Regions from separate parts of the Homo sapiens genome. Here region 2 is linked to region 1. A link is a contact called in ENCODE Hi-C or POLR2A ChIA-PET data. All regions are on one chromosome and are shown on one strand. The core of a region is the stretch at or near the end of the contact, and the rest is flanking DNA. Distances in the headings are between cores, read along the strand shown.

Region 1 (5,495 bases), core at 2,979-5,478:
TGGGATTTCATGCAGATCACCTAAAACTTCTCTGTGCCATAGTTTCCTTAACCTTAATGTAAAGACATAACAACTAGTGCCCTACCTATTCCCCAGGATGTTGGGCAGAGAAAAGGATTCATCTATTGATAGAGTTCTGTGGGAAAAAAGTTCAAAGGACTATGTTCATTTAAGGCAGAGGTGTCTAATCTTTTGGCTTCCCTGGGCCACACTGGAAGAAGAATTGTCTTGGGCCACAAGTAAAATACACTAACACTAACGATAGCTAATGAGCTTTTAAAAAATCTCATAATGTTTTAAGAAAGTTTATGAATTTGTGTTGGGCTGCATTCCAAGTTGTCCTCGGCCACATGTGGCCTGCAGGCCCCAGGTTGGACAAGGTTGTTTTAAGGTAACGCTCCCTAAGATTTATCCTGATTTTCCTGCCCAGCACTCTATAGCTTACAGAGCCCAGGCTTGTTCATATTAAATCCTTACAAACTGCAGATGGCAGTTCACAAAGTTATCTAGTTCTCCGGACTCCTAGTCTAGTCTAGCTCTTTCCATTGATCACCAGCTGCCTCCAGATTCCTACAACCCAGTCTGTCTAGGACACAATCTAATCTATTTTGTTTTTTAACCTGAGACTTGCAGTTTACTTAAATGGCCAACTAACTTCAGGGAACTCTATCTTACTAAAGCCACCCTCATAATCTTCAAAGTGGAGTGTTCAAGGAGATGCTTGAGGAAAATACTTAAGAATGCACTCATGGCCGAGGCGGGTGGATCACGAGGTCAGGAGATCGAGACCATCATGGCTAACACAGTGAAACCCCATCTCTACTAAAAATACAAAAAATTAGCCGGGCGTGGTGGCGGGCGCCTGTAGTCCCAGCTACTCGGGAGGCTGAGGCAAGAGAATGGTGTGAACCTGGGAGGCGGAGCTTGCAGTGAGCCAAGATTGTGCCACTGCACTCCAGTCTCGGCGACAGAGCGAGACTCCGTCTCAAAAAAAAAAAAAAAAAAAAAAAAAGAATGCACTCATAATAGTATTTAATTATAGCAAAAATAATTAGGTTTTACTAACACTAATGACATGGCATTCTCACTCAGTCACTATGTCAGAAGTCATCTGTCACACACAGTATATGAGGAGGTTCCAAGAACCAGAGGTAACATCACCATTGACGTTCATTTTCTTCATGATGTACGCCACCCACCAGACAAAAACAAGCCTGTTAACTGCTACAAACTTTACAATTCTTTGTAATGACAGAGAATGACCATGAAAATCTTTGCTGTGCAGATTAACAATCTCCTGGGGAAAGCCTAAAATGAAATACTGAACATGGAGGAGATGCACAGTTTTATTTCAGTGTTCTATGATGAGAAATGGCTGTCAAGAGTATGCTACCTAGCACTTACTTGCAAAAACAAAAACAAACAACAAAAACACCGCTTAATCTGTCCCTTCAAGCTGTCCCTTCAAGGTTAAGATGACAGTCTATCTACGAGCGAGGAAGTCACTGCTTTTCTAAAGAAACACATACTTTAGGAAAAAGTATTTTGAAGACGGATGACTGGAAATGGTTCCAATATTGTGATTTTTTTAATTACCAAAAACAATGGTTTCACCTATCAAAACCTTTGCACACTGAAAAATTAGGAAACAGAATTTGAAAACCTATTTTTTAAAGTTAAATGAAATTTCTTAATGGCTGGAACCCATTTGTTAAGAATATAAAAATGTAACACCTTCCAATCATTCAAGAAGGATTGACTTAAGATATAAATTTACTAGTTGAATTTCAATTAGAAGTCTTTGCATTGTTGATGAATGGGATTGGAAAATAAGTATCATGATTTAATAAATGCAATCAAGGGCATACTTCTTCTGTTTGAATCTACCTATCTTTGGCAAGCATCTTTTCCAGTTATGACAGCAATTAACTTTCACCAAAAAGCATGATTTAAAAAATGTTCATTTTTAAATTTCAACCTTTTAATATTTCTACACTAGGCAATGTTGTATAAGATATGTAATAAAATATATGTAAATACTTGCTTTAAAAATATTACATATATTAAGAACACATTATCATTATTATTATCATTTTGAGATGGAGTTTCACTCGTCACCCAGGCTGGTGTGCAGTGGCGCAATCTTGGCTGATTGCAACCTCTGCCTCCCGGGTTCAAGCGATTCTCCTGCCTCAACCTCCGGAGTAGCTAGGATTACAGGCGCTCCCCACCATACCCAGCTAATTTTTTGTATTTTTAGTAGAGACGGGGTTTCACCATGTTGGCCAGGCTGGTCTCGAACTTCTGACTTGAGGTGATCCACTCGCCTCGGTCTCCCAAAGTGCTGGGATTACAGGCGTGAGCCACCGCACCTGGCCAAGAAAACATTATTTTAAAATGTGTGGCAACCAGTGGTCTGTCACCACAGAGCAGTGTCCACATTTGAGAGCATCATTTTTGCGGGTAGTATGGGAAAGAAAGACACAATTAAGTCAGCAACAATCTAGACTGTGCTTCAAATGCTGGGCAGATCACCTGTTTTGGGGAGTTCTGGCCTAGGGGTTGGTGGAGACAGGGTGAAGGAAGCAGGTTCTTTTATTTGCCAACCTATACCTGATATACATTAAAGGGAAAGTTCCTGGTTCATAGTAGGTCTTCAACTGATGCTTATTCGTTTCTTTTTCCTCTTGCAATTTGCATATCTACCACTTCTAACACTGGTGAGGTCACTCCAGAGCTCACGAATGTGTATAGATAATTTACATATACATATCCACCCCCTCCCAGAACAATCCAGGTAGTGTGAAAGGAGAGAACTTATGCAAACACCCCACTGCCTGCAGAGTATTTTACAATGGCATTTACCTAGGCAAGAAGGCAAAGTCCACTCCCCAATCCTAGTGAGAGTTTTTTTATTTTAATAATTTTTTAAAAAAAATTTTATTATTATTAGTTTTTTGAGACGGAGTCTCGCTCTGTTGCCCAGACTGGAGTGCAGTGGCGCAATCTCGGCTCACTGCAAGCTCCGCCTCCCGGGTTCAAGCGATTCTCGTGCCCTAGCCTACCGAGTAGCTGGGATTACAGGCACGCGCCACCACGTACGGCTAGTTTTGTATTTTTAGTAGAGGGGGGGGGTTTCACCATGTTGGCCCAGGATGGTCTCGAACTCCTGACCTCAGGCCCCGCCTCGGCCTTAATGATTTTTAATCATAACGCTCGGCACCTTCTGACAAATGTCACGTTACTTGTAAAGATTTAGAAACTGTGATTCTATGAGAGGGGGTTATGAAAATAGAATTGCTCTGGAAAGGCTCTTCCATAGAGTTCAAAGACACTTCACACAGCCTGCTATTAAGATGCCCAACCCAACCCGAGAGGAAACAGCGAAGGGTCTTCCCCCTAAGTCGGTGGTATTAGAAGTGGGAAGGACCACAGAAACGGGAGGAAACAGTTAAAAGAACTGACACCACGAAGGAGGCCGCAACAAATGTTTGAAAAATAAGATCAGAAGAGAGGTGGAGAGAGGGTGAGCCGCAGCTGCGGGCGCCGGGGTAATGCCGGTGGACGCAAAGAGGTAAACCTGCACCCGTGGGCAGGGGCACGGGGCGCGGGCACGGTGGCTGGGCGGGCAGGGGGTAGGAAACAAAGGTCGGCTCCCGAGCAGAAGTCAATAAAAGGGGGAAAAGCAGCCGAGGAAAAGCGGCGAAAAGGCGGCAGGGGTGGCGGTGGCGGTGGCGGCGGCGGGGACGGCGCGCGGTGCCTGGCGGGGTCAGGGCCGGGGTCGCCCGCGGGCCGGGCCGGGGATCCGGCTGAGATGGGAACCCGCTAGGCCGCGCCGAGGGGCAGGGCCGGCGACTGAGGGGCCGCAGAGGGGACCGGCCGAGGAGCGACGGCAAAGGGTTGTGGGGGGCAGGGCGCGCAGGGAGGCCGGGACAGGGGCGGGCCGGTCGGCGGGAGTCGCGGCCGCGGGAACCGAGGCAGGGAAAGGCGGTCAGCTTCCCGCCCCCGCCCCCGGCCGCCGCGGCGTGAGGGGAAAGGCCGGCGGGCGGCGGGCAGCGCAGCGAGGAGGAGGAGCCTGCGGCCCCGCCCCGCGGGAGCGAGGGAAGGAGAAAGGCTCGCAGGGAAGGAGGGAGGGAAGGGGGGCGGCCGGCCGGGCCTGCGCCCGAGCGAGCGGCGAACCGAGGGGGAAGGGGCCCGGAAGGAGGCGAGCGCGGCCGCGACGCCGGCAGTCGGACGCCCGCTCGTGCCGGCCTGCCGCAGCCGCCGCAGCCTTCCCTGTGCGCCGAGCCTGGCGTCCCGAGCGGCCGCGAAGGCCGGAACACGGCGGTCGGGCGCGGGGCGAGCGGCGCCGGGAGCCCGAGGCCCGGCCGGGCGTCCTGCGCGAGGCACTGCGGGCTCCTGCCTGCGAGATTAGGCGAGGGGCGGAAAGGGAGGCAAGGAGAGGCCGAGAGGAGACAGGCGATCGGATTTTCCAGGAGTCTGGTGTGGAAGAAAAACCCACCTCGAACTCAAATCCACAATAATAATCCGAACGAATAATAAGGGAGCCGTCTTTCTGGCCGGGCGAGAGAGAGGGAGAGAGAAGGGGGAACGGGAGGAAGCGAAATCTCCGTTTCATGGAGGCTGAGGCAAGAGAAAATTTCGGAGCCTGGATGTGGAGGAGCCCAACAGCAGAACTAACTCAGGAAATTGTCTTTCAGAAAAAGGCCGAACGTAGGCTGGGTCTGAGAATCAGGCTGGGGTAGGTGGAGGAACCTGCAAGTTTAAAGGAAAAAGAAAAGGAGAGAATATTTTCAGAGATTATCTCTGGTTTGTTATCATTACTACCATCTTAAAGGTAAAAAGCATTGCATTTCAGGTGTTCTTTGATTTTTATTTTATTTTTTTTTTTGGTGCAATTGGCTCATTTAAGAATTTCAAAACATTTAATGTAAAAGCTTTTTTTTTTTTAAGGAAGTCCATAAATTTTGGTTCCCAGGGTTGCACTGGACTTGGAAGGAGTGCTGTTGTGTACATACTATTGTATGGTTTTATTTATTATTTTACTGTACAAATCAGCCGAAAGAATTTTTCCAAGTGCCATTTCGGATTTATTAATCCTTTTTTTTTTCCTTTCCTCAAAGATATTTGCTGTTGTCATATTAAGCATTGGAGACTAGAAAATTACTTTCCCCCTTTGAGCTAGAGGGTCTCTTGCCAACAGAAGGACAGCTGAGAAAGCTGGATTTAAAGGATGGTTTTATCTGTACTTTGCAGTTAACAGTGATATTTTGAAGGCACATTTTTCTGTGATTCATTTTTTTTTGGCCATAGTGCTAACCTTGAAGAGATTCGTGGCTGGGTTTTTGGTTTCTGAGAAGGTCGTAGTTTTTCCTCTTTTCCTTTTTTTTTCTTTTTTCTTTTCTTTTCTTTTTTTTTAAAGCGGGGGAGGGGAAGAGGGGCTGAGAAAGGAAATCATGTTCACTGGTAGAAGTAGAGTGGAGCATCAGTTACCA
Region 2 (4,302 bases), core at 316-2,815, 2.9 Mb before region 1:
TTTTACAGGTGAATAAACAAAGTTTGAAAGATGTTTCTGTGTGTTATCTGTCTTTGAGAGAGTGCCAGGAAAATCCCTGGACCCTTAAAGAAGAGGAGAATCTTCTTGAATAAATGGAGGTGCATTCAGCATTCATTCAAGAACATTTATTGAGTGCTTACGGAGGCCAGCTACTAAAGGCCAGCCACTGAAGTAGATACTGAGAAAATACAAAGCTCTGGAAGCACGCCTTTGCCCTTGAGGAGTTCTTTCTAGTCAGTGAGGCGGACAAAGAAATAGTTACCGTATGATAAGTTCCGTGATAAAGCTATGTGTTGGTTATTGTAGCACAAAGGAAGATGTTGCATTCAAGGCCACCTTTAGTGAACGCTAATATCGTGTGCTGGGACAAATGCCACATATTGGGGGGGAGTCCTCAGGACCCTCACAGATAGATGGTGGTAATAATAGTATTCACTATGTGCCAGGCACTGCTCTAAGCCCTATAGGTGGACTGTTTAGTTCTCTACAATTCTATGAATTAGGTAGTACTATTAGCTCTGTTCTATAGACCAGGGAACTCAAGCATAGAATGCACAACAGTCACACAGCAGGTAAAGGGTAGAGCAGGTGGGGAGCCAGTCAAGGAAGGGAAACTGTCCTAGGCAGAGGAATAGCCTTTGTAAAGGCACAGAAGAGTGAGAATGCTTGACAATCAGTGGGACTGGAATATAGGGCTGTGTAGGACTCGGGGAGGGAACAGAGAATAATAGAAAGGTTGGACAGGACTGGATATTGACATCCTGGAATCTCAGGTTCAAGGGAGGACTCTATCATGTGTGCAGAACTCCACCCCGGGGGACTCTATTCAACTGAAGCCTGAAAGGATGGGGGGCTCTTTCTCCACCCCTGAACTGTGCTGTCCTCCACCCTCAGAGACAAAAGAACCCCAGCCAGCCTCCTCGCGCTGAGGTCTCCCCCTCTGATCCCTCCAGGATTTAGGAAGAGATACCAGGTCATAGAAAAGGAGATGAAAGGCAGGGAGAAGACAGGTCTGAGCCCTGGGTCCCAACACCGAAAACACCCCTAGGGCCCTGGGCAGAGTGACCTCACTGTTAGTCCCTGCCCAGGCTTGAAGTAAGAGGTGAGCAAGATCACGTGGGGGTGCTGTCCCGGCCTGCAAGTCCCAGTCCTGTCACACACTAGTCAGTTGGGGTCGGGGGAAGGCCTTCCTGTGCCTCCTTTTACCTTGCCAGCCTCTAAACTAGGAGGCTTCTTCCTACATAAACACGCCCACAGTGTTTAGCTAACTTTCTAGGCAGAAAGTTTCCTACTGGGGCACAAGTCTACGGGCTCTCGGTGGAGGCTGAGGTACTCACGGGTGGAGACCACTGCAGCCGCCTTTGTAGATTCAGACTCCCCGAACCTTTAACCCTTGCTCTGGTCTACTGTCCCTCTGTCTCAAGCAGTCCTCCCTCCTTCTGCGCTGCGGCGCCTTTAAACCTTCTTGGCCCTTGCCCCGCCCCGGGTCCGCCCCGTCTGAGGCGGGACCCTCCTGAAAATCCCCGGCTGGGCAGGGCGCACCACTTGCAGCTGCAGCCCTTGCCTTGAGTCAGTGCGCCGCTCTCCAGCCCGCTTGAACGGTGAGCAGGTCGGGGGTACGGGGGTCGGGGACATGTGCGTGCTGTGTAGAAAGCAAGAAGCCAGCGCTTTGAACTTGCTCCAGCGAGCTCGGGGATCAAGGGCTGGTACCAGGCAAGGGTCCGGTGACTACTTTACCCCGCCCCGTGCTGTCAGGTCCTGTCCCCAAGCCCTGACCCGACATTGTTGGACGATGAGGTCAGGCGAGGTTAGCCCATGCATAGACAGGGCGTCCGTCTGGAGCAGGGACTCAGGGACTGAGCCCCACCCGCGGGCTCCATCGCTGAGTCCTCACTGGGGCGAGGGGAAAAAAGGGCGTCGGACTTTAGCTGGCTGGCCCCGAGTGACCCCGGGTCGTGGCGCCGGCCCTGGGCCAGCTCGTGCTCCTGGGCTTTCCCGCGCGACCCTTCACTTCCTGGTTCCAGGAGCACGTGTGAGCACTGCGTGCCCTCTGAGTCCCCGAGGCCGCCCTTTTCATTCCTGTTCCTGCTAGCTTGCTATTCTGGGGACTTGAGGTCACGGGCTGGGGCTAGGGGGCTCTGCATGGGTCGCACGGTGACCTTCTGTGAAGCTCCAGTCATCTCTATGACGGTCCCCTGACCTCGGGGGTCTGGGTGCTGCAGCCCTGACTGCGCCCCGGGGTGCCCTGTGTGAGGTTGTGGGGGTGGTGGTGGCTGCTTTTACCCTGCCCGAGCGCCGCTGCCCCCACCGGGTGCCCCCTGCTGCTGGGAAAGCCGGTGGTGGCCGCGGGCGGACGGGCGGGCTGCCCAGACCACTGCGTCACCCCAGCGGCGGGAGGGCGGTGGGTGACTCATCTGTTGTAACGGCCCAGGGTGTGGTCGTGGGGGTGGGGGGCGGCGGCTGGGAGGCCGGACCTGCAGGACCGGAGGTGGACTGCCGCCTCCCCCCGCGCCCTGTGCCTCCTGGGGCTACCTGAAGCCGGTGTCCTGGGAGATCTGTGAGCAGTTGGTATCTGTGGGGCAGAGAGAAACGGGGTGAGAGTGGGGATGGAGTGTGGGATTCGATGTAGAAGACCTGCGGCTGGGACGGGGCTCCCCCAGTGTTCTCATTGACTTCAAAGCACCAGACAGCAATGGCTCTCTATCTCTAGCCCCCTCCCAGTTTCTCCTCCCCACTACAAGGGGCAGACCTACAACTGCAGAGGAGGCCAAGGCAGGGCGGGCCCAGTAGGGCCCTACCATTCCAGAACCAACAAATAGGTTTTGTCCAACCGCAACTCCCTCCCTCACCCCAAGGCCTCTGCCCCTGTCCCCCACCCCGGGATTGGCCCCTAATCCTTTCTTCATTCCATCCCTTCTCCCTCCAGAATTTTCAGCTGTGGGTTCTCTAGCTCAGAACACTTTCCCTTCCCAGGGGATTTCTTCTCCTGAACAACTACTTCCTGAGTCCTCTTCTTCACCCCAACACGGGTCATTTCCTATCTTCCCCCACACGCTGTCCATCCCCACTATAGCTGTCTCCTGGAATAATCTCTTGCACCTGGCTACACCCGAGCACTGCTGAGACGATCCCACTTCTGCTCCCGTGCTCACAGCCTGCTCACCACAACGTCTGTGTTGACAGGGTGTTTCTGCCCGGAGCCCCCACCCAGCCTCCAACACTGTTTGGTACACAGAAGCCATGGCAACGGCCCCCACCTCATCCCCTCCTCCCACGCAAGCTTTGGAGCTTCCTGTTTGTGTAGCCTCAGCTTTCTCTTCTGCTCCTGACTCTCGGTGGTGAGGGGCTGCCCTACGGTGGTTCCCTTAATTGTGGGCCGCCCCCCATCCTTGCTGCTGGCTGTGGCACCTCGCTCTGTGGGCTGGTGCCCTCACTGTGCTGCTCTTTGAGAACACTCCCTGTCCCAAATCTGAGTTGGGAAGTTCTCCTGTGTTCCATCTGCACGGTGGATGGAGAGTCCCTTTGTCTTCCCAATTAAACACCCTAGCCAAGAACCCTGAAGTCCTCCCTGCCCCCACCCATGTCCGCCTTTTCTTTGGCTTTGGCTTTGGTGAGGTAAGCTTCCAGCCCAGGGTCTGGGTGGGGCCGAGTGCCTTGCGTGGCCCCTCCCCGTTTCCCGCCTATTGTAACTCCAGGGTGAGGGTGAGGGTTGTTCTCACAGCTGCAGTAGCGCTAGGGTTTAGGTTGCTCCCTGCCAGTCCATCCCCCAGGTTGTTCAGCTGTCACCTTCCTTTGGGGTCCCCAGCTCTGGGGGTCCCCCACACCTGTCTTCCAGCTGGGCATATCTCTTCTCACCCTGGTAGGCAACTTGCTTACTGTTTTCTTTATGTTTGAGGGAAGGCAGGGGCAGGTCCCCTGGGTGTCCCTAGGGTGGGCCTTCCCAGCTCCAGCAGCCGCAGCCCATCAGCTTCTGCCTGCCCGTGGGGGTGGGGAAGAGAAACAGCTGCTGACCAGGCCTGGCCTGGTTGGAACTGCCCCTTCTCAGGACCCCGCCCTATGGCTCTGGCACCTCAGAGCTTGAGGGCAATGGCCCCAGAGTGGAGCAGATACACTGCAGCTGGAGGCCGTGACCCTGCCAGCTGTGTCCAGGCCCCAGCGTTGGGCGGTGGAGGGGGTTCCTCAGCATCCACTTTCCACCCAGTGGTGGGTCTGGGAGGCCAAGTTTGTCCTGCCTTGGGGGGTTGGGGGGCACTGGAAGTGTCTGGCTTCAGGCCTTTCTCT

The links. Hi-C counts contacts between places; a loop is a spot of excess contacts on that map. ChIA-PET counts read pairs that join two places held with the same protein, here RNA polymerase II (POLR2A). Pooled maps may share reads with other maps.
Region 2: a pooled map shows a loop between it and region 1 (2.3-fold over the local background). The contact joins the promoter of TAGLN2 here to the promoter of ARHGEF11 in region 1. A Hi-C loop is called at or near these places in 1 of 37 single-sample maps with no recorded cell type and 1 of 50 pooled maps. POLR2A ChIA-PET finds 5 or more read pairs at or near these places in 1 of 52 experiments (OCI-LY7).

The regions. Positions count from the first base shown.
Region 1 is chr1:157,044,475-157,049,969 of GRCh38, reverse strand. It overlaps ARHGEF11 (Rho guanine nucleotide exchange factor 11), which reads left to right and starts at 4,228. Exons shown (of 41, transcript NM_198236.3): 1 at 4,228-5,495. RefSeq lists a silencer at 4,018-4,317.
Region 2 is chr1:159,922,770-159,927,071 of GRCh38, reverse strand. It overlaps TAGLN2 (transgelin 2), which reads left to right and starts at 1,565. Exons shown (of 5, transcript NM_003564.3): 1 at 1,565-1,622. It overlaps LOC124904437 (a long non-coding RNA gene), which reads right to left and starts at 3,194. Exons shown (of 2, transcript XR_007066683.1): 1 at 3,121-3,194; 2 at 132-2,593. IGSF9 (immunoglobulin superfamily member 9) reads left to right here. Exons shown (of 21, transcript NM_001135050.2): 21 at 1-31. RefSeq lists enhancers at 1,887-2,463, 1,936-3,135, 3,275-3,434, 3,445-3,544, 3,945-4,124 and 1 more and a silencer at 2,195-2,604.